3 separate regions of the Homo sapiens genome follow, and regions 1 and 3 are each linked to region 2. A link is a loop called in an ENCODE intact Hi-C map of the cell type or tissue named here. Cell type or tissue: K562. All regions are shown on one strand. Links, peaks and the distances in the headings refer to the core of each region. The heading gives the core; the rest is flanking DNA.

What was found. Peaks named below come from ENCODE experiments on the same cell type or tissue, not always from the same donor. Only the 100,000 strongest peaks of a DNase experiment are listed, where the experiment ranks them.
Region 1: a loop joins it to region 2, with 2.7 times the contacts of the local background. A loop is called at or near these places in 5 of 110 quality-filtered maps.
Region 3: a loop joins it to region 2, with 6 times the contacts of the local background. A loop is called at or near these places in 62 of 110 quality-filtered maps.

What each region holds. Positions count from the first base shown.
Region 1 is chr6:149,186,591-149,197,010 of GRCh38, forward strand. No RefSeq gene overlaps it. Among named protein-coding and RNA genes, the nearest start is that of TAB2-AS1, 66 kb to the right of the region's middle. In K562, for the core only: a CTCF peak has its summit at 3,823 (motif pointing right); no DNase peak of the experiment used is centred there.
Region 2 is chr6:149,076,016-149,086,435 of GRCh38, forward strand. UST (uronyl 2-sulfotransferase) reads left to right here. Exons shown (of 8, transcript NM_005715.3): 8 at 1-975. Among named protein-coding and RNA genes, the nearest start is that of UST-AS2, 49 kb to the left of the region's middle. RefSeq lists an enhancer at 3,958-4,077. In K562, for the core only: a CTCF peak has its summit at 6,435 (motif pointing right); a DNase peak (open chromatin) is centred at 6,406; H3K27me3 peaks cover 1,191 bases.
Region 3 is chr6:149,513,718-149,524,137 of GRCh38, forward strand. PPIL4 (peptidylprolyl isomerase like 4) reads right to left here. Exons shown (of 13, transcript NM_139126.4): 10 at 7,343-7,454; 11 at 3,637-3,733. It also overlaps the pseudogene RNU7-3P. Among named protein-coding and RNA genes, the nearest start is that of PPIL4, 27 kb to the right of the region's middle. In K562, for the core only: a CTCF peak has its summit at 3,929; no DNase peak of the experiment used is centred there.

The DNA.
Region 1 (10,420 bases), core at 1,753-6,752, 110 kb after region 2:
TGAGTTCTTGATTTGATTCTCAGCTTGATCGCTGTTGGTGTACAACAGTGCCACTGATTTGTGTGCATTGATTTGGTATCCTGAAACTTTATTGAATTCATTTATCAGTTCTAGGAGCCTTTTGGATAAGTCTTCAGGGTTTTCTACGTGTATGACCGTATCCTCAGTGAACAGTGACAGTTTGATTTCCTCTTTACTGATTTGGATGCCCTTTATTTCTTTCTCTTGTCTAATTATTCTGGCTAAGACTTCCAGTACTATGTTGAATAGAAGTGGTAAAAGTGGACATCCTTGTCTTGTTCTAGTTTCCAAGGGGAATGCTTTCAACTTTTCCCCATTCAGTATAATGTTCACTGTGAGTTTGTCATAGATGGCTTTTATTACCTTAAGGGATGTTCCTTCTATGCCAATTTTGCTGAAGTTTTTATAAAAGGATGCTGAATTTTGCCAATTGCTTTTTCTGCCACTATTGAGATGATCACGTGATTTTTGTTTTAAATTCTGTTTCTGTGATGTATCACATTTATTGACTTGCATATGTTAAACCATCCCTGCATCCCTGGTATGAAACCCCCACTTGATCATAGTGAATTATCTTTTTGATATGCTGTTGGATTCAGTTCGCTAGTATTTTGCTGAGGATTTATGTTTCTATATTAATCACAGATATTGATCTGCAGTTTTCTTTTTTGTTGTTGTTATGTCCTTTCCTGGTTTTGGTATTAGAGTGGTACTGGCTTCATAGAATGATTTAGGGAGGATCCTCTTTTTCTAAATTTTGGAGTAGTGTCAACAGAATTGGTACCAATTCTTCTTTGAATGACTGACAGAATTCACCTATGAATCCATCTGGTCCTGGACTTTTTTTGTTGCTGCCAATTATTTTATTACCATATCAGTCTTGTTGCTTGTTATGGGTCTGTTCAGAGTTTATATTTCTTCCTGGTTTAATCTAGGAGGGTGGCATGTTTCCAGGAATTTATCCATCTCCTCTGGGTTTTCTAGTTTGTGTATGTAAGGTGTTCGTAGTAGGCTTGAATAATCTTTTGTATTTCTGTGGCATTGGTCGTAGTATCTGCTGTTTCATTTCTAATTGAGCTTATTTGAATATACTTTCTTCTTTTATTAGTTTCACTAATGGTCTATTGATGTTATTTATCTTTTCAAAGAACCAGCTTTTTGTTTCATTTGTCTTTTGTGTTTTATTTGTTTCAATTTCATTTAGTTGTGCTGTGATCTTAGTTATTTTTTTTCTTCTGCTGGGTTTGGGTTTGGCTTGTTCTTGCTTCTCCAGTTCCATGAGGTGTGACCTTAGATTGTCTATTTTGCTCTTTCAGACTTTTCTGATGTAGGCATTTAATGCTCTGAACTTTCCTCTTAGCACCACTTTTGCTGTGTCCCAGAGGTTTTGATAGGTTGTGTTATTATTGTCATCCCATTCAAATAATTTTTTAATTTCCATCTTGATTTGATTGTTGACCCTACAATTATTCAGGGGCAGGTTATTTAATTTCCTTGTATTTGCATGGGTTTGAGCGCTCCTTTTTGGGTTGATTTCCAATTTTATTCCACTGTGGTCTGAGAGAGTATTTGATAAAATTTCAATTTTCTTAAATTTATAGAGGCTTATTTTGTGGCCTGTTATATGGTCTATCTTGGAGAATATACCATGTGTTGATGAATAGAATGTATATTCTTCAGTTGTTGGGTAGAATGTTCTATACATATCTGTTAAGTCAATTTGTTCTAGGGTATAGTTTAAGACCATTGTTTCTTTGTTGACTTTCTGTGTTGATGATCTGTCTAGTACTGTCAGTAGAGTATTGGAGTCCCCCACTATTATTGTATTGCCATCTATCTCATTTCTTAGGTCTAGTAGTACTTGTTCTATAAATCTGGGAGCTCCAATATTAGCTGCATGTAATATTTAGGATTGTAATATAATGTCCCTCTTTGTCTTTTTTAACTGTTGTTGCTTTAATATCTGTTTTGTCTGATATGGTAATAGCTACTCCTGCTTGCTTTTGGTGTCCATTTGTATGGAATATCTTTCTCCACCCTTTTACCTTAAGTTTATGTGAGTCCTTATGTTAGATGAGTCTCTTGAAGGCAGCAGACATTTGGTTGGTGAATTGTTATCCATTCTGCCATTCTGTATCTTTTAAGTGGAGCATTTAGGCCATTTATATTCAGCATTAGTATTGAGATGTGAGGTACTATTCTATTCATCATGCTAATTGTTGCCTGAATACCCTGTGGGTTTTTTTTCTTCATTGTTATTGTTTTATAGGTCCTGTGAGATTTATGCTCTAAGAAGGTTCTATTTTGGTGTATTTTGAGGTTTTGTTTCAAGATTTAGAGCTCCTTTCATCAGTTCTTATAGTGTTGGCTTGGTAGTGGCAAATTCTCTCAGCATTTGTTTGTCTGAAATAGACTATATCTTTCCTTTGTTTGTGAAGCTTAGTTTCGCTGGATACAAAATTCTGGGCTGATAATTGTTTCGTTTAAGGAGGCTAAAGATAAGACCCCAATCCCATCTAGCTTATAGGGTCTCTGCTGAGAAACCTGTTGTTAATCTGATACATTTTCCTTTATAGGTTACCTGATGCTTTTGCCTCACAACTCTTAAGATTCTTTCCTTCTTGACTTTAGGTAACTTGATGACTATGTGCCTAGGCAAAGAGCTTTTTGTGATGAATATCTTGGGTGTTCTTTGAGCTTCTTATATTTGGATGTCTAAATCTCTAGCAAGGCCAGGGAAGTTTTCCTCGATTATTCCCTCAAATATGTTTTCCAGACTTTTGCGTTTATCTTCTTCCTTGGGAACATCAATTATTCTTAGGTTTGGTTGTTTAACAGAATCCCAAACTTCTTGGAGGCTTTGTTCATTATTTTGATTCTGTTTTATTTGTCTTTGTCAGATTGGGTTAATTTGAAAGCCTTGTCTTTGAGCTCTGAAGTTCTTTCTTCTATTTGTTCAATTCTATTGTTGAGGTTTTTCCACGTATTTTGCATTTCTCTAAGAGTGTCCTTCATTTCCAGAAGTTGTGACTACTTTTTATTTATGCTATGTACTTCTCTGGAGATTTTTCCATCCATATCCTGTAACATTTTTTAAATTTCTTTAAGTTGGTATTCACCTTTCTCTGGTGCCTCCTTGAGTAACTTAATAATTGACCTTCTGAATTCTTTTGCTGGCAATTCAGATATTTCTTCTTGGTTTGGATTCGTTGCTGGTGAGCTAGTGTGATCTTTTGGGGGCATAATAGAACTTTGTTTTGTCATATTACCAAAATTGTTCTTCTGGTTCCTTCTCATATGGGTACACTGTGTCAGAGAAAAGATCTGGGGCTCAAGGGCTGCTGTTCATTTTCTTTTGCCCCACAGGTATTCCCTTGATGTGGCACACTCCCCTTCCTCTAGGGATGGGGCTTCCTAAGAGCCAGAGTGCAGTGATTGTTATTTCTCTTCTGATTCTAGCCACCCCGTGGAGCTACCAGGCTCTGGGCTGGTACTGGGGAGTGTCTGCAAAGAGTCCTGTGATGTGATCCATCTTCAGGTGGATACCAGCACCTGCTCCAGTGGAGGTAGCAGAGGAGTGAGGTGGACTTTTTGTGGGAACTTTGTTGTAGTTTTGTTTAGTGTGCTGGTTTTCTCTAATGCTGGTTGTCCTGGCAGTAAAGTTGTCATGTAGACAGACTCAGGACCTCTGGTTATCCAGGATGTTACAGGCAGTAGAGTTAGCTGTTTTCTCCTTTCTTGGGACAAGGCTGTTCTTTTATGAGTTGCTGTAATGGTTTGTGTTGATTGGCCTCCAGCCAGGAGGTGGCGCTTTCAAGACAGCATCAGCTGTGGTAGTACAGGGAGGATACAAGCCTGCCCTAGGTTGGCCAGGTGATGGGTGAAGCCACAGAGCTTCAAAGAGATAATGTCTTTTGTCTTTGGCTACCAGGGCAGGTAGAGAAAGACCATCAGGTGGGGGCAGTGTTAGGCATGTCTGAGCTCAGACTCTCCTTGGGCAAGGCTTGCTGTGGCTGCTATAGGGGATGAGGGTGTTTTTCTCCAGCTGACAGAGTTATGTTTCCTGGGGGATTATGGCTGCCTCTGCTGCATCATACAGGTTGCCAGGGAAGTGGTGGAAAGTTGGCAGTGACAGGCCTCACCCAGCCCCTATGCAGCCAAAAAGGCCAGTCTCAATCCCCCTGTGCTCCCCCAACAGCACCAACTTTATATCCAGGCAGCCGGTGAGAAAACTTTTTTTTAAAAGATCATTTTTCCTCAATTTTAATATTTAAGAAAATATATTTATTTATAAAAAATATTTTTTAAAGAATAAAACATTTTTAAAGTCTTCAAGGCAAAACCAATAACAATGTATTGGCAAAAATCATGATGCCAGAGTAGAGGGGCTAAATTAGCCCTAACTAAAGGATGTGGTGGGCCCACCATAACAAGCTTAAAAGAAAGTCTTAAAAAGATAAAACTGATCCCAAGTAACTTAACTGCTAAAAAGGAAAAAAGTCGGTATTCATTAAAGAAATACAGTAAAATGAGCACTCAACAACGTAAAATTGACAATGGCTAAGATTCAATCAAAAATCACAAAGCATGTAAAGAAACGAGAAGAGATTACCTATAACCAGGAGAAGAATCAATTACAGACTCAGAAATGCCAGAGATAATAGAATGGGTAGAAGGACCTTAAAAGATTTAATATTGAAAGATTAAGATTTTAAAATCTTATTAACATGTTCAAAGATATAAAATAAAACATAAAGATAATGATAAAAGAAATAGCAGATATGAAAAAGATCCAAATAGAACTTGTAGAGGTTAAAAAAAATCTGATATGAGAAATCCACATGGAACTTGTAGAGGTTAAAAAAAAATATGATAGGAGAAATATAATGATAAGATTAACAGCAGATTAGACACTGCAGACAAGGGATTGACTGCAAAGGGTAATGAGAGCCTTTTGGAGGTCCATGGAAATGTTCTATGTCTTAACTTGATTGTGGCAGTGATTACATGATTGTATACATTTATCAGGTCATCAGACTGTTCACTTAAAATAAATGAGTTATACTGGGTGCAAAGTATACCTCAATAAAACTAGTTTTTAAATACTACAGCAAATGAAAGATGTCAGACTTAAAGGACTACATACTATAAGGGTCCAAATATATGAAACTTCTTCACCTAATTTATAGTGACAGAAAGCAGACCAGTGGTTGCCTGGGGGCAGAGTGAGAGAACAGTAGGAGGATAACTGCAAAGGGATGATGGAAATACTCTATACATTCATTGACATGGTGATTACATGGGTGTAAACATTTGCCAAACTCACCCAACTCTACACTTAAAATAGATGTGTTTTATTTTATGTAATTACACCCCAATAAAGTTGAGAGATAAAGCAAAGAAATGGTTATATGTAAGTCTTCCTGTAAATGTGTGTTGGGGGGAGTTGGCATTTTTCTCAGCAGGTCTGGACTGGTCAAAGCATTTTAAAATTTCAACCAATAGTATTTGGACTGAAGACCCACTGTTCTATTCCTGGAAATTTCCCCTATACTGAGAATAGTTATTTAATACTCCAAGGAATATTAATGTGAGTTCAAAATGAAGATCACTGGTGTTCAAAAAACTTCATTAAAAGCAATAGTGGAACACCTTTACAAGCCTCTAAAAGGTAAGTTTAAATAGCAAGACTTTTAAAGGTAAAGGAAGGAGCAGCTACCTAGGTATTTTTTGACCTATTGGGCTTCTCAGTGTTGTTAGTGTCCCTGCTCATAGTCATCTAGGGATCTAAGAAAGCCAGTATCAGTGTAGTGGATGTTGTGGTACCCAGCCAAGCCCTTCCCTTCAAGACCAAGACACTCAGTTCCCCAGCACCCTGGAGTGTTCACTTCCGATGGCTGCTAAATTTGCTCCCTGTTAAAGGGAACTGCCTGGCCCAAGTTTACATCCCCTCCTCCATGGTAACCCACCTCCAGTGAGGGGTTAATGTGGGGGTACAAAGGCCTTGCCTCCTTACCCTAATTCAGGACAACTCAGAAGGACCATCTCAGCTCTGGAGCTCCCTGTGGGAGCAGCTGAGGTCCCTGTTGCAAATTTGCTGCGGTTCATTTCTCCCTCTCCCAATCCTGCTTCCCTCTCCCTCCCTCACCCCTCATTCTTTTCTTTTTTTTTTTTTTTTTTTTTTTTTGACAATGTCTATCTTCTCCCAGGCTGGAGAGCAGTGGTGCAATCTCAGCTTACTGCAACCACTGCCTCCTAGGCTCAAGCAATCCTCCCACCTCAGCCTTCTGAGTGGATGGGACTACAGGCGCATGCCACCATGCCTGGCTAATTTTATGTTTTTTGTAGAGACAGGGTTTCCCCATGTTGCCCAGGCTAGTCTCACACTCCTGAGCTCAGGTGATCCACATGCCTCAGCCTCCCAAAGTGCTGAGATTACAGGCATAAGCACCGCACCCAGCCACTCATGGCTGTTTTCTTGAGGGAACACTCCCATAAAGCTTCTGCACACAGACCTCCAACTTCAAGTCTGTTTCCCAGGGAACTTGACCTAAGGCAACGAGTAAATAAGAGGGGAATTACCTGTGTCTGGTGGGATCGTTCTATGCCCAGGTAAAAAATAAATATCCAATGTCACTAGCTCTTTTATTTCCAATTGATCAGTTATAAAATGTAATGGAAAGGCCAGGTGTGGTGGCTCATGCCTGTAATCCCAGCACATTGGGAGGCTGAGGCAGATGAATCACGAGATCAGGAGTTCGAGACCAGCCTGGCCAACATGGTGAAACCCCGTCTCTACTAAAAACACAAAAAATTAGCTGGGCGTAGTGGCGGGCTCCTGTTATCCCAGCTACTTGGGAGGCTGAGACAGGAGAATCGCTTGAACCCGGGAGGCAGAGGTCGCAGTGAGCTGAGACCATGCCTTTGTGCTCCAGCCTGGGCGACAGAGTGAGACTCCATCTCAAAAAAATAAAATAATAATAATAATAATAATGAGGAAAAAAAGCCAATCACAAAAACAAAAAAAAATAGGGAATATACCTAGGAATAACCTTAACAAAAGACAAGTGTGCAACATATATTGATAAAACTCTACTAAAAGTCATTTTAAAAGATAAGAAAGAAACAGAGAAAAGTACATTTTTTTCTTATATAAGAAAATTCAATCCTGATAAAGTGAGAGTGATTTTCCCTAAATGAGTCTATAAGTTTGATGTAGTCTAAATTGGAATTTGATTAAAAATAATACAAAGTTCATGCAGAAGAATGAACATAAAAAATAGGGAAATTAAAAAAAATGGAATGAAAGATGGACAGTGAGTTAGCCTTGTGCCACCAAATTTTGTAATATAAAGCTGTGGTCATTTCTTGCAGGACTCTTTCTTCTTCCTAGGCTCTCTGCCCTGAGACTCAGACCCTCCGATGTGTTCACCTCCCCCCTTTCCTGCTATGTAGCAAATACCTGTTCATTTTGTCTCTCTCATACTGCTATAATCTCTTAATGGGACAATCTGTGCTTTTCAAGGTATGTCTTCAGTACCCAGCCTGCACAAACAATGCTTGTGCAAAGTGTTGAATGAAAGAATGATCATCAAGTGAATAAATAACCAACTCAAAGCCAAGCACAAAAATGGCTACCGTGGAGCTTAGTTCATTCCTTCCTTTGCGAGATCCTGGAGCCACTGTCATTATAATCTAAGCTGATACCAATACCATCAAATAGTAAATACTTATTTCCTGCAGATATGCCCCGTTTGCTCTGTGTGCAAAATTACACTTAAAATAATACAGGTGGCCGGGTGCTCATACCTGTAATCCCAGCACTTTGGGAGGCAAGGCAGGCCGATCACCTGAGGTCGGGAGTTGAAGACCAGGCTGGCCAATATGGTGAAATCCCATTTCAACTAAAAATACAAAAAATTAGCCAGGCGTGGTGGCGGGCACCTGAAATCCCAGCTACTCAGGAGGCTGAGGCAGGAGAATCACTTGAACCCAGGAGGTGGAGGTTGCAGCAAGCCAAGATCATGCCACTGCACTCCAGCCTGGGTGACAAGATCAAAACTCCATCTCAAAAGAAATGATAAAAATTAAAATTAAAATAAAATAATACATGCACTTGTAAACATGTCCACATATACATGATAACACTGCACATCAGATTACATTCTTAAGTCTGCCCAGCAATGAAGACCTTTAAAGACCAGTGTCTCAGCTGCCTTTACAAGGAAGATGTTTTCAATACTGTTGTTGAGAAATGAAAGTCAGTGTCATGAGCTCTGTTTTTCCCTTGGGAAAGTCAAGGAAGGGCACTGCATTTACACCAGGATGTGTTGACAATGTCTAACTACATCGAATCTTATCTACACCAGCAGTAAATCCCCTCACCCATCGAGCTGGTAAGAGGGCCCGTTTCCTTCATCACTGCTGCCAGCCAAGGTTTCAGTCCTTCCGCTCCCCAAGAGATTTCATTTCAGAACTGAGATGATAAAGTACTCAAATGGTGCAATCCAAGTCCCAAGGAATTTTAACAACAATAACCCCCTTTGCAAAGCAGGGGAGAGAATGCCCTGTCCTGCTGTAAACTTCCTGGCGATTCTCATAGTCATTTGACCACCTGTGCCTGTACCCATTACCAGAAAGCAGGATTCACCCAGTTCATGAAAACTTAAAGCTGGACTTAAAGCTATAAAACCCCCAAGCACATTTCATTTTGAGTTGTTAATACAGTCCCAGTCTACCACCTGATTACCGAGTAGGTTTTCAGTTTCAGCTTTTATCAGTGTAAAGCTCAGAGCTACAGAACGCCAACTGAGCAAATGATTTAATGAAAGCAGAATGAAGGCACAGGCTTGGCTACTACTAAAAGACACAGTGGAAGTTTGTTTTTTTGAGGAAGATATGTAAATCTGATGAACGAAAACTGTAGTTGAGTGCACCCCTGGAAATATAATGAAAACTGCCCCTCAGTTAGAAGCATCCATACACATTTTGGGTCTCTCAATACGTAGCTTTCAAATCCTTGCAATTTCAGGGCCTGTGTACTCCAACTCTAGATATGCCATTGATTTGATCTGAATGCCATAATGAGAATTCAGTCTGTGGTCTTAAAACTTGGAGCTGGACTCTCTAAAGTCTGGACCTTTTAAAGAAAACAAGCTTTTTGGTGTTTATGTGTTTTCTTTGTTGCTTTGGCCTCAAGCTCCTCATAAAAGGGCTTGAAGAAAGTTTATAAAACATGCACAAATAATATGCATAATGTGCAGAAAAGGCCTTGAAAACATGCATACTGAAGAATGTCCATAAAATTTAGAGAAGCTTGTACCTTCTTAAATCTTCTTAACAATGCTACAAGGTAGGTACTGTTATCACCATAACCATCCCCAAGATTCAAAAAGAAAATACTTGAGGAAAAGGCTGGCTGAGTTACCCCAAAGAAGGGAAAGGTAAAACTGCCCCAGTTTCCCTGGGGATGAAGACAAAACATCTCCTAGAAATCTCTTTGAGTCTGGTCTGCCTGGAAATAGCTGTTTCTGGGAAAAGCAATCAGGCTGAATCAAGAGTAACATACTAATTCCAAATCCTCACAATTACATGTTGAGAGCCTGCCTAGATATTCTGGGTGCCACCTTGCAATTGGCCAGTTGTGTTGCTGACAGCTCGGTCCATATCAGGGAAAAGACACACTCTCAGTTGGCGCCTCTTACAGTCACATTAATCCTACTGAAGTGTGGTTCTGGAACACAGCCAGTCTACCCCACTGAGGCAAGGCTTGATGGAGCACAGGCTAGCATGGCTGCACCTGACCAGCTCAGGGGATGAAGGACGGAAGAAGCAGGACAGTTGAAATGTCTGTATGGTGAGTATTCAGGCATCACTATTAACTAAAAAGACACATGGAGCCAGTAGCCCGTGGGATAGCTGTGGAAACACAGACAGGCACCTGGCTCAGAAGAGCTGACAGGGATCCCAAATCGGCTCATTTTAAGTGTAAGTCATGCGGGCTTCAAGACAAAGATGCTAATCCATGAACACGAACAACCTTGGCTCACATAGAGTCATCAACCAAAAGACAGTTTTTATGCTTCCAGAGTGGTGATAGCAGCAAATATTCATAGCTCACCTAACTCTCCCAGCCTCAAATAAGACATAAGAAAAGTTCTAACATAGTCCTTATCTGGAAGGAAGCGTGTCCAGCTAGCAAGGTAAAAGTAACCCTAACCAAACCAGGAGAAGATGTACCACAGCAGATTATGTCTAAACTCTATTGCCCAAATAGTAATGGCCATAACCATTTTGAGGATGCAGAAATTCTTAAGGGTGAGCTGGACCCTCCAGAGTAAGCGATTTAAATTGAGACACAGGCAAGCATCTCATGTAGAAGGAACAACAAAAGCTGAGG
Region 2 (10,420 bases), core at 3,654-8,653:
AGGAGTCCAGGGAAGGCGGGGACCACAGAGGCACAGAGTCCAGCACTTGGCCGCTCATGGGCCTTCTTTCTGCCTCAGAGGACGGGGGCAGAGAAGTGATGAAGGGAAATGTTCTTAGAGGAGGAAATATCCTTTGTCCTGTTCAGAGAGACCAGGGCCCTACCATTAGGCATACTTTCAGAAGCAACCTGGAGAACAGCTATCAATCATATTCAAAACCAGTACAAGAACTGCTGCCTGGTACCCTGTGAGTCATTTCTATGAAATTCCATATAAAGAATGATGATAAGTTTACACACTGTGCAATCTCACAATCTGAAAATAAAGTTGAGTTGGCTGTGTTTTCTCTGCTCTTGTCAGAACATTGGGACAATTGGTCGTTCAAAAACATTCATCCTCTTACTGCAAGTTTATCTGGGTACTTTTACCTGTGTGTTCAAAGGCATTTCTTTTCAGCAGTGATCATTATAACTTCACAAAAAAAGATGCTGACGGATTTACTTACAGGGCCTTAATGTTATTTTGTCCCAGCCAACACCCTCTAGGTCCTAAAAGTCAAGGTACTTCAGTTTATTTGGCAAACATGACAACATTTTTTTTGGCCCTGGGCCCAACAGTTTGTACTTCATGAAACATATTGTACATTTTACATAGTTTAATTTAAAAAATACCTTTTAAGCTAGTTGATCTTTGACTGTCTTATTTATTATAACCTTTCAGCACATTCCAAGGTTTTAGTTACTCAGGAAGGAGTTAATTAAAATGATTTTATTTTGGTCTGATGGATGTTTTTTAAAAGGAAAATTATTATTATGAACCTTCAGCCTACTTTCTTGAGTGCCGTAAAAGTGCTTGTAAATCTTTTTTTTTTTTTAAGAAGAAAGAAAAAAATGGTGTTTGACGTTGATGGAAATTCAAAAATATATATGGAACTGAAACATTAACTTAGCTAAAATAAAAGCAATCTGTGTTTGAGATGAAGCATTCCTTAACTTATTCATCACCCATATAAATAAATAAATATAAATAAGTTGACATATTTCTTCCATCCTGTTGACAGCTGGAAATAAAAGTGCCTGCAGTTCCTCCCCTCAGCCTTCTTAATTGGCCAAGCTTTTTTCCTCAAGATGGGATTTTGAAAAGCTGTATTTTAAAAAGTGTATCAATTTTCATTCGTGTAATTATATGACAGCAAAAAAAAGGGGGCTGATAAAATGAACTAGTCATTTACTCATGTTGTTGCATATTTTAAAAAGCAAACAGGTGATTTTATCAGTATTTCCACGGTTGGTTTCATGTCGGGGTGCTACATCTGAATCATCTGTCTCTGTTATCCAGCATCTACGGGGCATGTCTACCGTCAGATAGGAAAGGAAGGATGTGCCCCAATTCTCAGTGTCTACGATGATCTGTTTCTCAGACATGCAGCACTTCAAAACCTGGACCACTCTAAGCTCTCAAGTGAGTAGTCTTGATCTGGAAACACCGTTCTTGGGAAATTTCACTGCTGTGGTCAAATGGAGCTTACAAAGAGAAACAAACTATGCTCCCTGTGTGTCTGATGCTACATTCCAATTACATGTGACTGTTATATAAAAGAATCAGAATGCTGATACGAAAGGAAAGAAAAATCCACTTTGGTAATGGTATGCTTTATTTCAAGTAAGAATATGAGAATCTTAAACAGCAGGTGATAAGTGGTGACCTTTGTTCATCATTTTGTTTGTCCTTCTGTAACTCAATCAAATGATGTTTGACTCAATCAACTTTAGAGCCAAAAATACTCAAGAAAAACTGGACCGTGCCATATCTGGGGTTGCTTGTGTGGTCTGAAGTTCTTTATACATGTGCCATCACCTGCGGGTTTATCCAATGAGCTATTTGGCCTTTAATGAATTTTATAGATAATGACAGTATTTCTTAAAAGGCAGGATGACAGCCGAGCGCGGTGGCTTATGCCTGTAATCCCAGCACTTTGGGAGGCCGAGGCGTGCGGATCACGAGGTCCAGAGATTGAGACAGTCCTGGCTAACACAGTGAAACCCCGTCTCTACTAAAAATACAAAAAATTAGCTGGGTGTGGTGGCATGCGCCTGCAGTCCCAGTCACTCAGTAGGCTGAGGCAGGAGAATCACTTGAACCTGGAAGGCAGAGGTTGCAGTGAGCCGAGATCATGCCACTGTACTCCAGCCTGGGTGACAGAGCGAGACTCCGTCAAAAAAAAAAAAAAAGAAACAAAAAAAAAGCAGGATGACAATCCATAGCTATTAAGAAAAATAGCCCTCTGGGTCAAAATTGTGAAACCCCCTTCAAGTAAAGATAAAGAGGAGTTATTTTACTAACACGGCTTATTTCACATCAGATGATAAAGAAATCTGTAAAAAATAAACAAACATAATGTTTTAAATATCCTGCTACAGAAAAGTCTTTTTTGGGCTAAAACCAAAAATCCAAGTCTGTTAAGAAAAACACACAGAACTTCTTTCACAGCCCAGCACATTCATTGTGATATCATGTGGTGTTAGTCGGCTAGGCCTACCGTAACAAAGTGCTGCGGACTGGTTGCCTTAAACAACAGAAGTGTATTGTCCCATAGTTCTGGAGGCTGGAAGTCCGAGATTGAAGTGCTGGCAGGGTTGGTTCCTCCTGAGGCCTCTCTCCTGGGCTTGCAGAGGGCACCTTATCCCTGCATCCTCCCGTGTCCTTCCCCCGTGCCTGTCTGTGTCTTGATCTCTTCTTCTAAGGACCGCAATCATATTGGATTAGGGCTCACTCTAATGACCTCATTTTAACTTAATGACTTCGTTTAAGACCCTAATATGGTTTGGCTGTGTCCCCACCCAAATCTCATATTGAATTGTAGTTCCCATAATCCCCACATGTGAAAGGGACCCGGTGATGGATAATTGAATCATGGGGGTGGTTACCCCCATGCTATTGTTCTCGTGATAGTGAGTTCTCATGACATCTGATGGTTTTATAAGGGGCTTTTCCCCTTTTGCTGGGCGCTTCTTCTTGCTGCTGCCACCATGTGAAGAAGGACATGTTTGCTTCCCCTTCTGCCATTATTGTAAGTTTCCTGAGGCCTCTCCAACCATGCTGAACAGTGAATCAATCAAACCTCTTTCCTTTATTAATTATCCAGTCTTGGGTATGTCTTAATATTAGCAGTGTGAAAACAGACTAATACAGATCCTATTTCCAAAAATGCTCACATTCTGAGATACTTGGTTAAGACTTTCATATATGAATTTGTGGGGGACACACAATTCAGCCCATAACACCCAGACTATAGCAGAAAAGTTAGGGCAGAGGAACTGAATTCCTACTAGGAGAGAAGCAAGCCTCAAAGTGCAGATTCCTATAGTTGCATTGGGGCTCTGGAGCAGTGATCTGGTCCATTCCCTCATTTTACAGACAAGGAAAACCAAGGTCCAAAGAGGAGACACAAATATGTCACATGCTAACTTTGCCCATTGAGGGTTCCCTTAACTTTTGAAGCAGCTACCAAATTAAAACTTTAAAAAGATGATATAGCCAAAGCCCATCTACAGACCTAGGATCCAGAATGAAAGTGATGAGGCACTTTCAGCCACACCCACTGCCACCTGCTGTACTGGAGCAGCCTCACCATAGGGCTCTCCTGGGAGCCGGGGCTTTGGAACTCGCCTTTCCACAGAGGGAGGGGAGGCCCTATTGGTTTTCAGTCACTGAAGTCCTCAGAGACAAATCCCAAATAAATATTTTATTTTTAATTTTTCTGTCTGCTCAAAAGACACAGAGAGGTTCTTGTTCCTTGGTAAACAGACTTGGAGCATGTTTGCCCATCTCAGATTACAGAGTTTTATTTCTCTTAAAGGCAAAATGAAGATTCTTGTCCTACTTCCTGTAACGAGTTTCAGATGGACCCACCTCCAAAAATATAGTCAAAATGCAGTTCATAAAACTAGGGGAAGTCAAGTACAGACATGTCCCAGGAAAGCAGAACCAGAGGAGAAGCAGACCCCGGGCACTCGCAGGACTATTTGACTCACTGGAGAATTCCCTTCTGCCAGGGCAGGCTTGGCTCACTGCTCCAAGCACTGCAGATTCCCAAGGAACACCCAGGCCCACAGATGTTCATGGGTCACAGAATTGTGAACTGACCACTTGTGCATTTTGGATTTCAACTTGTAAACATGGGGATTCCCTTTTTACAAAAAGAAAAAGGAGAGGATGAAAAATCACCATGCAAAGGAAAGTTGAGAGCTAAGTTTTTCCTTTTGGAATCTTGGCATGCGCATTTAGCTATCTTCAATCTGGCTTTCACCAGACGCTGTGTGCTTTGAGCAGGGGTGGAGCAGTCTGCCCTGTGCCGCTCTGCCAGAACATTCAGACTTGACCTGTCACAGGCCTCTTATTCCAGTCAGGAGCAGACACGGCCCAGGAGATGGGCCCTGCCAGACACAGCAGGCTGCCTTTGAGGTGCAACCAGAGAGGCAGTAAAAACCTGGGAGGAGAGCATTTGACTGACTAGGCTGGGGGCTGCCCACCAGTCAAGTCCCCGAGTTCAAGTCCCAGCTGTTCTGTTTCACTGGGCATCAGTGTAAATCATTTGACCTCCATCGGTCTGAAATCGACTCAGCTGGAAAACATTAGAAAGAAAATAAAACATCTACTGAAAACCAAGAGCTGCTTCTGGGATGAACCATTTCCCACCCTTGACCCCTAAATGCTAAAAGACTGAGCCACAACACTTCCTAAGCTGATGAAAGGTTTGTTCTCACCACAGAACACTGTATCCCCAGCAAGAGGGCATAGAATTACATATAGTCATTCCAGGTTGCCTGAAGCCCCCGTTCCTTCATGTCTGCAAGTGGCATTGCCCAGTATGCTGTGAGTCGATGGACAGCAGCATTTCTGAAATGTGAATTGAGCTCCCAGGAGTAGGCACATCCTCCTGGGCATGAGATAGAGCAAATGCAGCAAGGACCTGTCCTGAAGAAGCATCGGTCCCTTCCTCCTGGCCTGGTTTCCACTGTTCTGTTTACTGTGCCATTATCCAAGATAAACCAGTCTGTGGAATTCCACTTTTCTCAAGCATTCTTTGGGACGAGTTTGTCTAGCTGCAAGTTAGAAGATTCAGCTCTAATTCACAGCTTGTACTAAATACAGGCTTCCTCTAACTTATTTAAACTACTGTGTGTATCTGTGATCCCATGACTAATGGTAATAATGAGCCTAAAACATCCATGTGAATTAATACAGGTTGTGCACAAAGAAAAGTGTTAGTAAAAATTGGAAACCTGGCAGGACGGGGGTACTAAACTTCTTGGAGGGTCATTTCTCATTCTCAGAAGTAGTGTTACTGCTGTGATGTGGGAAAAATCTGGCAATGATTTTGTGGGCTGGTGATGTTTCCAGCATGGTTGATTCCCCATAGGACTGCCATGTTGAAAAACTTTAATGTGTTGTATTACTAATCTTTCAAATGCAGAAGAGAGTTAAGACACTGACCACAAACTTCCTTATAGTCACCTTAAGTTTTGCACATATCAAATTTACTATTTGCTTTTTCTCCTTTTGGCACACTTTCCTGTATGGTGTCCATCTTTGGAAACTAGTGAAATTCTAGTCCAATGTGTATTCTCAAAGGATAATTCATGAACCAAGTGTGTGAGATAGGCATGAAAAAAAATCGTGTTAAATAATTTTGGAAGTGCTGCAGTTCATAGTGTGGTGTTACACAGTATGGTAGTATATTCAGAGTATACTAAGGACTCATGCATACTGAAGCATTTTTAAAAATTAATTGATCTTTTGTTGAATTTCAAATTTCTCAAAAGTATTTGCCATGAAACCCTTATTTGCATAAGACCCATTGATATCCTGTGGAACTAGTGTTCTGGAGACTACACTTTGAGAAACAATGCTTTAATGCAAATTATTGGATTACATTTTTCCTCATTGGAAGACTTGTTTTCCTCTTGCTGTGGTTCAATTTTGGTCCGTGCATCGTGCTTGAAGAAAATATATTTGCATCAGATGACGAACATGTTGATAAAAAGAAGATGGGGACAAATAACATTTTTAGAAAATAACAAGGAATCATCTTTCAGTTTTGCTTATTCTCCTAATTACATTCCTCTATCTCGGGAAAAAGTAGAAACTCTTTTCAAGGTAAAATTTTTTATACTTTTCAATATTATTTGGGTACCTTGAATTAATTCATGACTCCCATGAGGATCAGTGCTTAAATCCAACCAAATAAAGGACATCTGTCCCCCTTTCTTCCTTGGGCTACAGTTGCTTGTGCAGTGGAAAGGAAAGCTATGATGAAACAGAAATCGCAGGTGTTTCAAGTAAGGTTGGTGATGGGGATGAGATTGCTCAGCTCCGGAGCTCTCAGCTACTACACACTGGGGCACCTGTGTTGTTCAGTGCACTAGGGGGCGCCGTATCCATAACAATTTACTCAAGAAATCACAAGTTCTTTCCAAACCTCCTTTCTCTCTCTCACTTGCTCATTTTCCTTTATTGCTTTAAAGCAGTATGGCCCAGAAGAAACTCATGGTTGGTGCATTTACCTGGTACATTTACCAGTGTACATACACACTGTTGATCAATAAGTTATTAGCGTTCCCAGGTCTTCTGGCCTGATTTAAGTTTTGTTGCTATTATTTTTAGATTAGCGTTGTATTTTTAAAATCAGTCTTTATCAGATCATCTTTCCTGAGTTTGTTGTATAACTAAAACATGATGACAATTCTGGTTCAGTAATCAAGAGGTGACCCATGTGATGACTGTCCCAGATAACCTTCAGGCAATACCATAATTGCCACAATACAGATAAGTAGAAAGTGTGTTTAATGCAAAAAACAAGGATATAGGAAGATGTCAAGAAAGAGGCATTGCCCCGTTATCAAGGCCGGCCACACTAGAAAAGGATTCAGGTAACTTTCAGTTTAAATTATTTTCATCTACAAAAATTTATTGGCACACATAGGGGCTACATGGGAGGTCAGTAAAGACCTCAGTAAGGAGAAGACCTCATGTGGGATTTGAGCTAGAGCAGCGGAATTTGCAGATAATAGCAAGGCAGATCATAAGCACAAATATCACTCGGCCCTTGCAGCAGATTTGCAAGAAAGAGGCATTGTCATCCCTATGTGTATAACGGGAAACAAAGCCTCCATGAAGTTAAACAATGAGCCCGTGACAGCACAGTAAGGAGCAAAACCAGGATGCACACTCAAATGTAACATGCTCTTGCTTCTTTTTATTGCTTGTAGGAGGCAAGATAAGATTGAGCCAGATTGCTAAAAATTTTGGAAGAAATTTTTATTTACTATAAGGGCAATGAGGAAGCTTTGGGCATTTCAGAACACAAAAGTGACATGAGGAAATCATTTTCCTTCTTCTAAATTAATTAGCACCCTGTGTATCTCCCCCAGCCCTGCCTACTTCTTTGCAGATCTCTAATCTCTGTGTAGATGGTTATATGGATTAGGAAACTAAGGCTCAAAGAGGCAAATTGATTTTCAAGAGGTCACATAGTGGGTATAGTTGATTCTAGAACCTTCTGGCTGCTTATCTAGCACTCTTTTGTCTACATTATGCTGCCATAGCCAATGTATAGAAAATCATTTTCATCATTCATTGAATATGTTTATCACATAATAACTTCAGGGTTCCTCGGTGAACAGCATTTGGACTCTTGGTCTGAGAGTTTGATTAAACATAATAGAGACAACTACTGTTCATTTGGGGCAGTTTTGAAGGCTCTAATTCCAGACACAAACCTGAAATGAGAAGACCCTACCAAACTAAAACCTGTGTCTTACCTGATTTGATCTTTACTACATTCTACCTACGCCTTTTTGCACAAATCTGAATTTCAAGGATGTAAAGAGAAAAAAGGGCAGTGTGGTTAGATTTAGACATAAACTTGGTTGAATACAAATTAAAAATGTCCCCTTTTCCCACTCCCTGTAAATCAGTATCCAACTCTTGGGTGCAGGATATTGAGTGGGGAAGGGGAGGAGTGGGGCAGAAGGAAAAGAAGTCAGGAATCCAGGCTTCCCAGTCTCTCTGCCACTTACCTCCCTAAAGACTCCTCTTCATTTCATCTCTGGATTTCCAGGTACTTAACCCCTGTGATGGTCAGGTGAGATAGGAGAGGTTCCTGTTTCAGTTATAACTTGCACTGGGGCTGTTGTCAGCAAATCCAGGCCTCTAGCTATTTTCCAGACTGGTCAGAACACTAACCTGAAACCCAGAAGTAACTGCCAGGGCAGAGGTAAGTCACTGGTGGCTTCTGCCTCTACATAGAGCCTTGGATCCCCCAAACACTCTTAGATCCTGGGAGTACTGATGTTTGCCTTTTCTATCTGCCCTCTTTTCTTGGCTTCTCCTTTCTTTCTTTTTAAAATAGCATAAATGAAAAATACAATTCAAAATTAAAATGAGTTTATTACTTCAAATATATCTTTGTGCTCCAGTGAATTGACAGGATTTATTTATGCTATCAAAGTAAATCAAATGAATTTGATTTTGGGGGTGGAGATGAACTTTAAACATAGGCAAAATGAAAGAAATCACAAAGAAAAAAATACTAGAATCTCTGAGTTTCAAATAAAAAAGAACTCAGTTAAAAAGTAAACAAATGAGGGGAAACATTTGTAGCAGACATGGCAGATAAAAGACTGAAACTGCTAATCTTAAGGAACTTACATAAATCAATAAAACGAATAAAATGTGCAAATGACACATTCATTCTCAGACCTTAGCTATTTCAAAAGCTAAGAAACAAGAAAAGTGTTCATCCTCATTAGTAATCAAAGAAGTTTGAACAGAAGCAATGTGGCATCACTGGAGATGCTTTGGGGCAAACATATTTAGGTATGTGAATGCCTGAGATGAGGAGAGAGGTTAGTGAAGTACTCACTCTCGCTCTGCTGATGATGGGAGTAAAATTGATACATTTCTGAAAAGTAATTTGGTAATTCAGATAAAAACCTACAATAAACACTGAGATTCTAACTATTTTGAAAGCCCTACCCCGAATACTTATTTCGTAGCTATAGCATCAAATCCAAAATCTAGAATCATCTAAAGATATTAGTCATGTAATATCAAATTACTCAAAGTCGTAGTCTAAAATGCTTTGATAACAATATCTCTCAACCTTCAAGAAACGTGAACATAGCTTTTACTTGAATTAGAATATGTAGGTTATAGTACATTGCCTAAAGAAAAAAATTTAGTCTAAATTTAGTCTAAATGAGACTAAAAAAAAATTTAATCTCATTATCTTATAGTCACTCTAGATGTAAACCTCAAAACTCTTTCCTTCTGATTGTGCCACCATAACCAGCCTCCAAAGGTGGAAATGATTTCATCATCACCAGCTTAGCACACTATCCTGGACAGGCCATTTCTAAGCCCATTAGAAACATACACTTGCCAAAGGCAGATATAATTTTCCACACTTTCATAGTGGATACAGGTAGGACCAGATTTGAAGTTGGAGCTTTTCGCTTAGGTGGGTTATATTTTAATTAAGAAGGTCATTATGAAATTCCACTAGGTCAAATGTTTCTAGAATATTGTCCCAGTATCTCTTGCTAATTTCATTATAGTTAAACATTTGTTGAAATAGAATTGGTTGTGAAGAGCACAAACCCATGTGAGAGTAATTATTCTTGTAGAGAATCTCTACAGATTTGCTGAGATTTTCTCTTTAGCAGAGCTCAGATATCTTCAGTTTGCCAAGTTAATGCAGAGATTCTTTTCCAGCTCATTAAGTTAGAAAAGATATTTCTCTTTTATACCCATGTAAATGTGTTATCTGAAGCATCACATTCATAAATGAGAGAATAGACTTGTAATTTAAATGGTCATAACCTAGGGTTTAAACAATCCCCTATTGTCTGTTTCTGCATAGAGCCAAGAAGACAAGTTTTGCCTCCTTAACAGACAAGATGATTTCAGGATCTGAACCAAAATTTTCAATTTGTCTGGTTTTTTTTTTTCCCCCTCCCTCTGTCCTGCACAGGGCCAGGCACACAAAGCCAATCACTTTTTGTGTCAAGTAATATTGGTGATTTTCTGTACTCCATAATTGGGGTTATAAATATAATCCAAGTTATATTATATGACTACTTATACTTTTGTTAATTGTATGTACTTGTTGGTTTCGGGTGCCAGAAATAATCCAACTCTAACAAGTTCAGACAAAAAGAAAATCTACTGGAAGAGCAGAAGGGTATCTATAAAATCAGAAAAAGAATTGAAAAAGCAAAAATGCAAGCAGGACAAGGGTGCAATCGGGCTCAAGGGCAACTGGAACCAGGGACTGAAATGCTACCTGGTGTTTCTCCCTCTCTCTCCCACCCTTCTCTCTTTTTCTCTTTTCCAGACCAGCAGAAAATGTGCCCCC
Region 3 (10,420 bases), core at 1,754-6,753, 440 kb after region 2:
GTATCATGTGTCTAGGTGATGAAGCTACGAGTGAATCTTTTTAAATTTCATCTAAATGTGTTAAAAATGTTTTAATGTTTTAATTCAGAGATAAGTATTTTCTTAAATATACTATAATAGAATAAGAGAAAATATAAAAGAGTTACGATTTCTGCTGAAAATAATCTCAACCTCAAAGGTGGATTTTGAGGAAGACTGACATGGGCTGGAATGGTGGTTTTCCAGAGAAAGGTTATGAGGAAGCCCAACAGGCAGAGCTATGCTAATTACATGTGGGACCACAGTAAACGCAGACACACTTCCCTCAGGACTAGAGGCTCGTGTCTGCTTCACAAAGCCACAACTCAACACTTTCCACAGGAATGTCTCACTTCTACATAAGATCAAATGAAAGACATTGTTCCTCCTAGCTTCCCATGAGATGGCTAAAGAGGGTTAGTCAGCTCGTACCATTCGGTTATGACTCCATTATCTCCAACTTCCCTCTTTTCACTATGCTACTCTGTTTCCGGGGCATCTTCTGGATCTTGCCTTTTCCAGATACACATTCCATAGCTCCCACCTATGATTTCATCCTAATGTGTGCTCTGCACATGCTGCTCCCTCTGTCCAAATTCTTCAGAGCACTCAGTCTTGCTCTGTTGCCCAGGCTGGAGTGCAGTGGCCTGATCTTGGCTCCCTGCAACCACCCCATCCAGGGTTCAAGCAATTCTCCTGCCTCAGCCTCCCAAGTAGCTGTGATTACAAGTGCACACCACCACACCCAGCTAATTTTCGTATTTTTAGTCGAGACAGGGTTTCGCCACGTTGGCCAGGCTGGTCTCAAACTCCTGACCTCAAATGATCCACCTGCCTCAGTCTCCCAAAGTGCTGGGATTACAGGCATGAGCCACTGCGCCTGGCTCAGAGCAATGTTTTTCAAACTGATGACTATAATCCATCAATGGGGTATAAAATCTATTTAGTGGGCCACAACAGCATTTAAAAAAAAAAACAGAAATACAGTATATGCCTAAAAAAATTTTATTTTATTAATCTTTTGGTTCAAGTGTGTGTGTGTGTGTGTGTGTGTGAATGTTTGTACTGTGACTGTATTGGGTTAAGACAAAAACTGTATTTTTTTTAATTTTTTTTTTGAGACGGAGTTTCACTCTTGTTGCCCAGGCTGGAGTACAATGGCGCGATCTTGGCTCACCACAACCTCTGCCTCCTGGGTTCAAGCAATTCTCCTGCCTCAGCCTCCCGAGTAGCTGGGATTACAGGCATCCGCCACCACGCCTGGCTAATTTTTTGTATTTTTAGTAGAGACGGAGTTTCTGCATGTTGGCCAGGCTGGTCTTGAACTCCCGACCTCGGGTGATCTGCCCGCCTCGGCCTCCCAGAGTGCTGGGATTATAGGCATGAGCCACTGCACCCAGCCAATTTTTTTTTTTTTTTTAAGAAAAAAAAAATGGAGACCGGGTCTCGCTATATTGCCCTGGCTGCTCTCAAACTTCTGGGCTCCAGCAATCCTCCCACCTCGGCCTCCCACACTGCTGGGATTACAGGCATGAGCCACTGCACCCAGCCTATTTCTTAAATGATGGATCATACGAAAGAAGACAGCACTCCCATGAGCCACTGCACCCAGCCTATTTCTTAAATGATGGATCATACGAAAGAAGACAGCACTCCACCTCAGCCCTCCTATCTCCCATATTAGTGTCACAGCTTTAATGCCACTTTTTTCAGTGTTGAGGGTATTCTCTAACCTCTCGCCCCCTATTATGAGTCCCATATCTCTTTGCAATATTTATTTGCAATAATTTAGACGTATTTAGAATGGTAATTATTTAATGTCTGGTTTTTTTTCCCCACTCCAACAGCAAAATGTAAGCTCTATGTGGGCAGGAACTGAATATCTTTCATTGCTAAACTGAGTATGTGACAGATGCTTACTAAGTATCTGTTGATTACTTGTCATACCCTCAAGACACTTGTTGTATCTCCTGCTTCCTCACTTACCCACTATCTTGTACTTATCACTAAAATCAACACTTTCAGAAGACATCAAATCCCTCTCCCTTTGAATAAAACACAAATTTGTGAGCTCACTGCCATCTTTTCTCCAATTTCTTCCCTGAGGTCTAGTTGGGCCAAGTTATTTCCTTCTCCTACTTCTATTTTTGATTCTTCTTATTAATAATCTATACTTTCACTAATTTCTCTTTCTCTTAAGGCCCATAAAGTAGATGCCACCATGCCTTCTTAACTGACTTAAGACAATTTATCTGCACATCAGACTATCCCCTAACAGCATTTCTCTCTTTTGCATCAACTTCAAAAGGCTAGAAGCTACACTATTCCATATAAGTATATGTGTGGTTGTTTCAATTAATTAAAATTAAAGAAAACTTAAAATTCCCCTTCTTCCAGCTATAGTTATTAGTAATAAGCCTAAATTTAATTTCAAAGATTTGGTAAATAAATATCAAATGTATTCCATTCATAACTTTTATGATTTTGAGCTTTCAATCATATGCCCTTGAATGTTGATCTTTTCTGACCAAATCTCAGCTTCTTATTTGGTCTGTCTGCATGTGAAAGCCTCTCCTTATGCTGATTTTATCAGCTTTCTTCAGACTTTATCCAGTTCTAACACCTCACAATGCTTTATACATTGCAGACAATCAACACATCTTAAAACATGAATATAGACCAGGTCAACCTGATATTCATCTTTCTTGATGAGTACTTGGAAAAGAAATGTCTACATATGTAGAAAAAAAAATCCCTGAAATACCAATAGAAACTAGGAAACAAAGACACCATTTACCAGAAAGAATCACAACAGAAATAACTCTTGCAATGTGTGGAGTGATATATTTATAATGGGAAAAATTAGTGAACCAATTTAAATGTCATAATATAAACAGTATGTTTCATTACTTTTTACATGTCTCAACCTAAAACTTGGAAGAACCTGAAGTAAATGGTCAAGTCAATGGATTTCTTTTTAATCCTACAAAAGTGAACTCTTGCACTCAGTAGAAGCCCAATAAATATTTGTTGTTGAAATTACAATATACTATACCGAAAGAAGTAACCTAACATTGTAACAGAGAACAATAGGATTTTGTTATCTAGGTAAGGAAGTTAAACATAACAGCAGGTAGCACAAAGGAATCAGCTTAGCAATAATAAATTTCAGATTATGAGGAATAGAAAACATTACAATTACATATAGAAAATACAAAGCTAGTGTTACAGCTCTTTTAGAATTTGTCTAGTAGGCTTTCCGGTTTTTGCAGGAAAGCCCCCCCAAAAAGAAAATACAAATCTTACCTGAAGATCTTCTGAGAATATGATAAGTAGGAAAGTACTTAACCTAGAGTAGGAAAGTATTAATAAAAGAATTAGGCTACAGATTTCTTTCAACCTTAACTTTCTCCATACACTAGAGTATAGTGAAAAAGCAAAGTATATGTAAGATCTTGAAAAGAGATAATGATAAACTAAGTTACTTCCTCACAAACAATCTGGATTCAGGAAATTTGTCTTCTATAGCTTTTGTGACTTTTCATAACACATCACACAGTACTCTACACATAGCAGATGGTCAATACATATTAACTAACTGATTCTTGGTAAGGATACTCCTGTTTGGGCTTTACTTTATCTTTCAGAACCAAATTAGGTGGTTTATCCTGTTCTTTTTCATACTCCTTGAAATCACTCTTGGTGTATTTCCCACCTATTTATTAAGAAAAGAAAAAAAGAGCTTAGTAAAAAAACCACCTAACCAAGAACAATAATTATTTTATAAAAAGCATAAGAGCTATTTTATAAATGGCATATATCGAGAGACAGAGAAAGGGAACAAAAGAATCATAGTAATTCCATCTCCATTACTAATTTGAAATCAGACATCCATTTTTGCTAGGTAGCCACATGCTGCCACCTAACGATATATGTGAATATTACAACATCAAACTTTCAAATAAATTACACACAAATGCCGTGTTCAAGTAGAGCCATTGAGCCCATGAGAACATTAAGTCCAGTGGAAAACTGAGGATTTGGGACCTGAGTTTAAGATCTGAAAGACCTAAGTTTGAGAGAAGTGAGACTTTAAGAGACCTTTTAAAGATCTAACGAGATAGTGTGTGCCTGTAATCCCATCTACTCGGGAGGCTGAGGCAGGAGGATCGCGTGAACCTGGGAGGCAGAGGTTGCAGTGAGCCGAGATCGTGCCACTGCACTCCAGCCTGAGCGACAGTGCGAAACTCCGTTTCAAAAAAAAAAGATTTAACAAGAGATACTCTGCTAAATGGCAACAGAGCATCAGGCAAATAGAAGAGGGCAGGATGTGCAGAAGATCACCAAACAGCTGTGAGAGGAGAGGGTGGGTAATAGCACCAAAGACAAACTGTCTCTACTTTGAAATTCTAACTTAGGGGCAACTTCATTCCTCCCAAGTGCCAAAAATCCCCTCAGGAAAATAGGACCTACTGCTACATCCTAACTAGCTTGGTAGGGCTAGAAAGGAAGAGCATTCAATGCAGCCTCTCTACTCTCAACTCTAGTCTCCTATCAGATGAGAATTCAATTTTCAAGTCTCCTACCAGATGAGAATTCAATTCGCATCCATGTCCCAGACCTGTTGACTGCCCTGCCTTTCCTATCCCTCAACCACACCACTAGGAAATGCTGTTTGTAGAAAGGCTTCCTACAGAAGGGTCCTAGATTAAATGTAGAAGTAAAACAAACTGGAGGTACAGACAGAGGTTTTGACTGAGAATCCTATGTGTACCTTGATTGTCAGGGTTTTAAAGGGGGACCCATAGGGTAAGCAAAAAAGACAAGATCAATCTATTTGGCAATTCCAGAGACTCCAGAAACAAAAGTGGCCAGCAATGTTTCCCATAAATGTGAAACAGTCTACTGCAAGAGTTAAAATAACTGGTAATGGTAACAAACAGCCATCATTTATCATTGAAAAATTATTTGCCATCTGCCTGCCATTAAAAGTCTCACTATGGATGAAGCAGTTACCGTATAACAGAAAGGGCACCAGATTAATGTAAGAGGTTCTTGACTGTAGTGGGAGGTCCTAGGTAAGACACCACTTCTCTGCAATTCATTATCTTTATTTACATTATCTTCATTTATAAACTGAAAATAATACCAACATTTCACAGAGTTGCTGGAATCATCAGACTATAAAGGAAAGTTCTTAGTGCTGTGAATGGCACATTATACACATTAAGTTTATAAATGTGAATCAATAACATATATAATTATCTCAAAATTAACTGAGAATAATAAACTGTATGTTTATGATGGCATATACAAAACCAAAGCTTCTCCCTCCTATGTGACATTTTATCTTAGGAAAAAACATGAAGAAATTTATTTAAAAGTCACAAGAAAGTAGTAGTATTTATTCAATGGGTGGATGGGTTGAGAAGAAGACAGGATTGAGAGGGTAAAAAACAAACCAAATGTAGGGTCTGTCTAAATCATCTGTGTATGTGACTCTAGGTAAATCACTTCTCAAGATTATGCCTCAAATTCCATATCTATAATGAGGAATTATAATATTTATTTCATACACTTCCCAAATGATACAATTAAACTAGCTCTTTGGAAGCAGAGCTCTACATAAGAGCCACCTGGCATTACTACTGGCCAGAACTACACTGCATCAGGCCAGCAGCTCACCAACACTTTGAATATACTTACTGGAATCTTTCATTCACAAAGTTGTAATTTTCATATGTGGAAAAAAATCTTAGTGCTTCAATTTAGGTTTCACAAATCACTCAAACAGCACTGTCAAAAACTAGCCATGTGTTCTAGGAGGAGGTAAGGTTTCACAGGAGAAACTAATAGTACATGGAACTCCAATCCAAGTCACCCTCTCCTTTATCACAGAGATCACAGCTTCCACTCAACATTCCTTGCCTACTTTAGTCACATTAATAATTTCTTCCTTCTCTGAACTCCCATAAGGTAACAGAATCCACCAAACAATTCAGCAATTCACAACTAAATAGTGTTTTTCTTTCTTACTAAAAACAGACAAAAAAAACAGTTCATTAAAAGCATGGGAAATAAGTGTTATAGAAAAAGAAAGTAACCCTGAAATTCCCAGTAAAATTTAGCATTACATGTGAGTAACTATCAAAGTGAAACCTGTTAAAAACACTGCATCAAAAACCAAAAACTCGTATTATTTCAACATATGAGAGACCCAACTTTTAAGACTGACATGCTACGAGCAATGTATTTGACATATATGTATGTGTATGTGGGAAATGTAATATGTACAAAGGTGGAACATACTGCTATGGACATGGAAGAGTAAAAATTTAGAAAACCCATTAACAGGGCTGGTTCATTTTATATACTGATATGAACTGATCTCTTAGATACACTGTTAATTAAAAAATGCAAGGTACAAAAACAGTATGTATAGCCTGCATCCTTTGTTTTATATTTTCCTTTTTAAAAGGAGAAAATCATATATATATATATGCACATATGTATTCAAAAAATGTAGGGGAAAGTTAGTACCAATAGGTGATAATGGTTACCCTGGAAGAGAAATTAGATAGATGAGGAGCAGGAATGAATGAGACTTTTATCTACCTTTCCATGGACCTTTTCTATTTTGCATCATATGACAACTAAAACAAACAAAAAAAATTTAAGTTGTGCACCTAAAAGACTCAAAACACCATAAAGTCAAAATAATTACTTTGGAAACATATCATGTCTGCAGTGGGTAATTATTAGTAATTTATAATATAGTCAAACATAGAAAATATAATTTTTCATCAGTTTAAAATACACGCACAGGTGCACACATGCATGTGTGTGCACACACACACACACACACACTCTACCTCAGATTCTAGATAGCAGGTTTGTAAAATTACAAATGGCAGGAGTTACATCAATTAATATTTCTCCTAATTAACAGCACTCAATAAAAGGCTCATACAAGCATGAAAAGCATAACAAAAACAAGGCCGGGCGCAGTGGCTCACGCCTGTAATCCCAGCACTTTGAGAGGCCAAGGCGGTGGATTACCTGAGGTCAGGAGTTCGAGACCAGCCTGGCCAACGTGGTGAAACCCCATCTCTACTAAAAATACAAAAATTAGCTGGGCATGGTGGCACATGCTTGTAATCCCAGCTGCTTGGGAGGCTGAGGCATGAGAATGGCTTGAACCTGGGAGACACAGGTTGCAGTGAACCAAGATCGTGCCACTGCACTCCAGCCTGGGCAACAGAGCGAGACTCCATCTCAAAAAAAAAAAAAAAGCAGAACAAAAACAAAAGATAAACCATCATACCTTTTCCTTTCCATTTAACCTTTGCAACCGACTGGCTAAAATCCACATGTATTCTTCTGTCATCTATAAGCACATTGTCCATTTTGAAGAATGCTTTCTCACAATCTTCTTCCTGATAATAATTATAAAAACTCAAGCATAAATCTTTATGGAAAAGATTTCTGTAGCTAGAATACTGAAAATACAAAAAGTTTGTTGTTACAAAAATTAATGTTTGAATACTTATTACACACCCGATGCTGTTAAATGCTTTGTATCTATTACCTCAAATACCTCTGGTAACAACCCCATGAGGTACTATCCATTTTCTTAATGAGAAAACAGAAGTTTAGAGAAGTATAGAAGTTGTTGGCAAGGGTCAGAGCCAGGATTTTAGAGAGACAGTCCAACTGCAGTGAACAGATAAATATACACTTACTGACTGTATTATACAGGTTCACAATCCTTTTTACTCAAAATTCAAAAACATCCTGGAAAGTGAAAGTTGTGTTCCTAAGTTTGTTGTTAAAATTAATTTGGCAGTAACACCAAACCTAATGGTAGGTTATGACCTTTTTTTATCCACTTAGTATGAATATTCATTTGTTTCACTGCAGAAATACTTTTGTGACAGATTATGGAATGCTGACCCAGAAAGGTATTACATAATCACAGATGTAATGTGTATGTGTGTATGCATATATACAGTATTACCTTTCTGAATTCTGAAAAATTCTGAATTAGGAAGCCTAGTTATTCTCAAGGGTTTTAGATAATGAACTGTGAGACTGTAATACCAAGCTCTGTGCTACACAAGAATCCTTCCTGTCAGTAACTTCACAATTCTAAATCCCTGTTTCTGACACTGACAGTTACATATTTCAACTCAGTACTGACCAATTTTCTTTTACATTCCTGGAAACTTATTCTTACTAGAGATAATCCAAAGAGAAGCAGATAAAATAGTTATAATCATATTTATTACATGTCAATAATTAAATGAATTATAAAATCCATGAAGATATAGACAAAGCTTGATTCGTCTTTGTAACTACATCATTTAGAACATCATATGGCATGGTATCTAAAACGTAGGCAATCAGTGTACGTTTCATGAATCTGACTGATTATTTTCAGGCAGGTATAATTCTATCACCATGCTATATCCCCAAAGAGAAAGCTCTGAAGATCACTTTTTCAGGAGGATAGTATTTGCAAATACTCAATTTACTTACACCTAAATAATAGTTAATAAATCTCTTCAAAATTGAGAAACTGATTCAAAAATAAATATTCAAAAGTCAAAAACAGCTATGACAATCTTCAAAAACAACAAAGTTGGAAGACTCACAGTTATCAAGACATTTATAAACCTATAGTGATTAACACAATGTAACAGTGGTATATGAATAGACAAATAGATCAGTGCAACAGTATAGCGTCTAGAAACAGACTCTATACATATATGGATACCGATTTATAACAAAAGTGGTACTACAGAGCTGTGGGGCAGGACAACTTTTTTTATTATTTTTTTCATCAGTAGAGACCTCAGAGAAAAAGGACAACTTTTTATTTATGTATTATTTTTTTGAGACGGAGTCTTGCTCTGTCGCCAGGTTGGAGTGCAGTGGTGCGATGCTGGCTCACTGCAACCTCTGCCTCCCGAGTTCAAGCAATTCTCCTGCCTCAGTCTCCCGAGTAGTTGGGACTACAGGCACGCACCACCATGCCCAGCTAATTTTTGTATTTTTACTAGAGACGGGGTTTCACCATGTTGGCCAGGATGGTCTCGATCTCTTGACCTCGTGATCCACCCACCTCGGCCTCCCAAAGTGCTGGGATTACAGGCGTGAGCCACCACGCCTGGCCAGGACAACCTTTTAAATAAATGGTGCTGTCACGTGGCAATCCAATGTATGAAAAACGAAACAATGTAATACAATACACCAAAAGCAAATTACAGAATTGAATGGGAAACAATTTCACAACAAAGCTTCTAAAAATAATACAGGAGAATATCCTCATGTCTTTGAAGTAGGAAAATATTTTTTAAATAGGCCACTAAAAAGGAAGAAAAATACTGACAACCTGAACCATTAAAATTAGAAATTTGTTTATAAAAAGACACCATTAAGAAAGGAAAAAGGCATGCCTGTGGTCCCAGTTATGCAGGAGCTAAAATTGGAGAATCACTTGAGCCCATGAGCTCAAGTCCAGCCTGGGCAACACAGAGTGATCCTGTCCCTTAAAAAACAAAAAAAAAGTAAAAGGAAATCCACAGAGAAGATATCTGTATCACACATAATCAAAAAAGAGCTTGCATCCAGAAAATATAAAGAATCCTTAGAGATCAATAAAAAAGTAAAACAGCAGGTGCAGTGGCTCAAGCCTATAATTCCAGCACTTTGGGAGGCCAAGGCAGGTGGATCACTTAAGGTCAAGAGTTCAAGACCAGCCTGGCCAACATCATAAAACCCTGTATCTACTAAAAATTCAAAAATGAGCCAGGTGTGGTGGCAAGCACCTGTAATCCCAGCTACTTGGGATGCTGAGGCATGAGAATCGCTTGAAACTGGGAGGCGGAGGTTGCAGTGAGCTGAGATCATGCGACTACACTCCAGCCTGGGTGACAAAGCAAAACTCTGTTTCAAAAAAATAAAAAGAAAAAAAAAAAAGAAGAAAATGGCATAGCTGCAAAAAACTCAAAACATGGGCAGTCATTAGTCTATGTGCTACAAATGAAATTTTATTTGTGAGAAAATAAATAATAGATTCTATAGTGTCAATGATAGAATGCTAGTGCAGGTCTACAAGTTTTCACAGCAAACCAAAGGTAAAGGTCTTTCTGCTGGCACCAATGTACCTTGTAAGTATCATTTCTGGTACATCTGACACAGTGCCTACATATAACTTTATGGTCTATCTTCCCCAACCCTCCATGATTCATCTTGTATCCCTAGGCCTTATTGCTGTGTCTGAAAACATAAAAGGTATTCCATAAATGCTTTGTAATAATTAGAACTTAGAATGAGCTACTACTGGATACATATGAGTCCAAAGTTGCATTAAAAAAGAGCATACCATAGCACAGTGTAA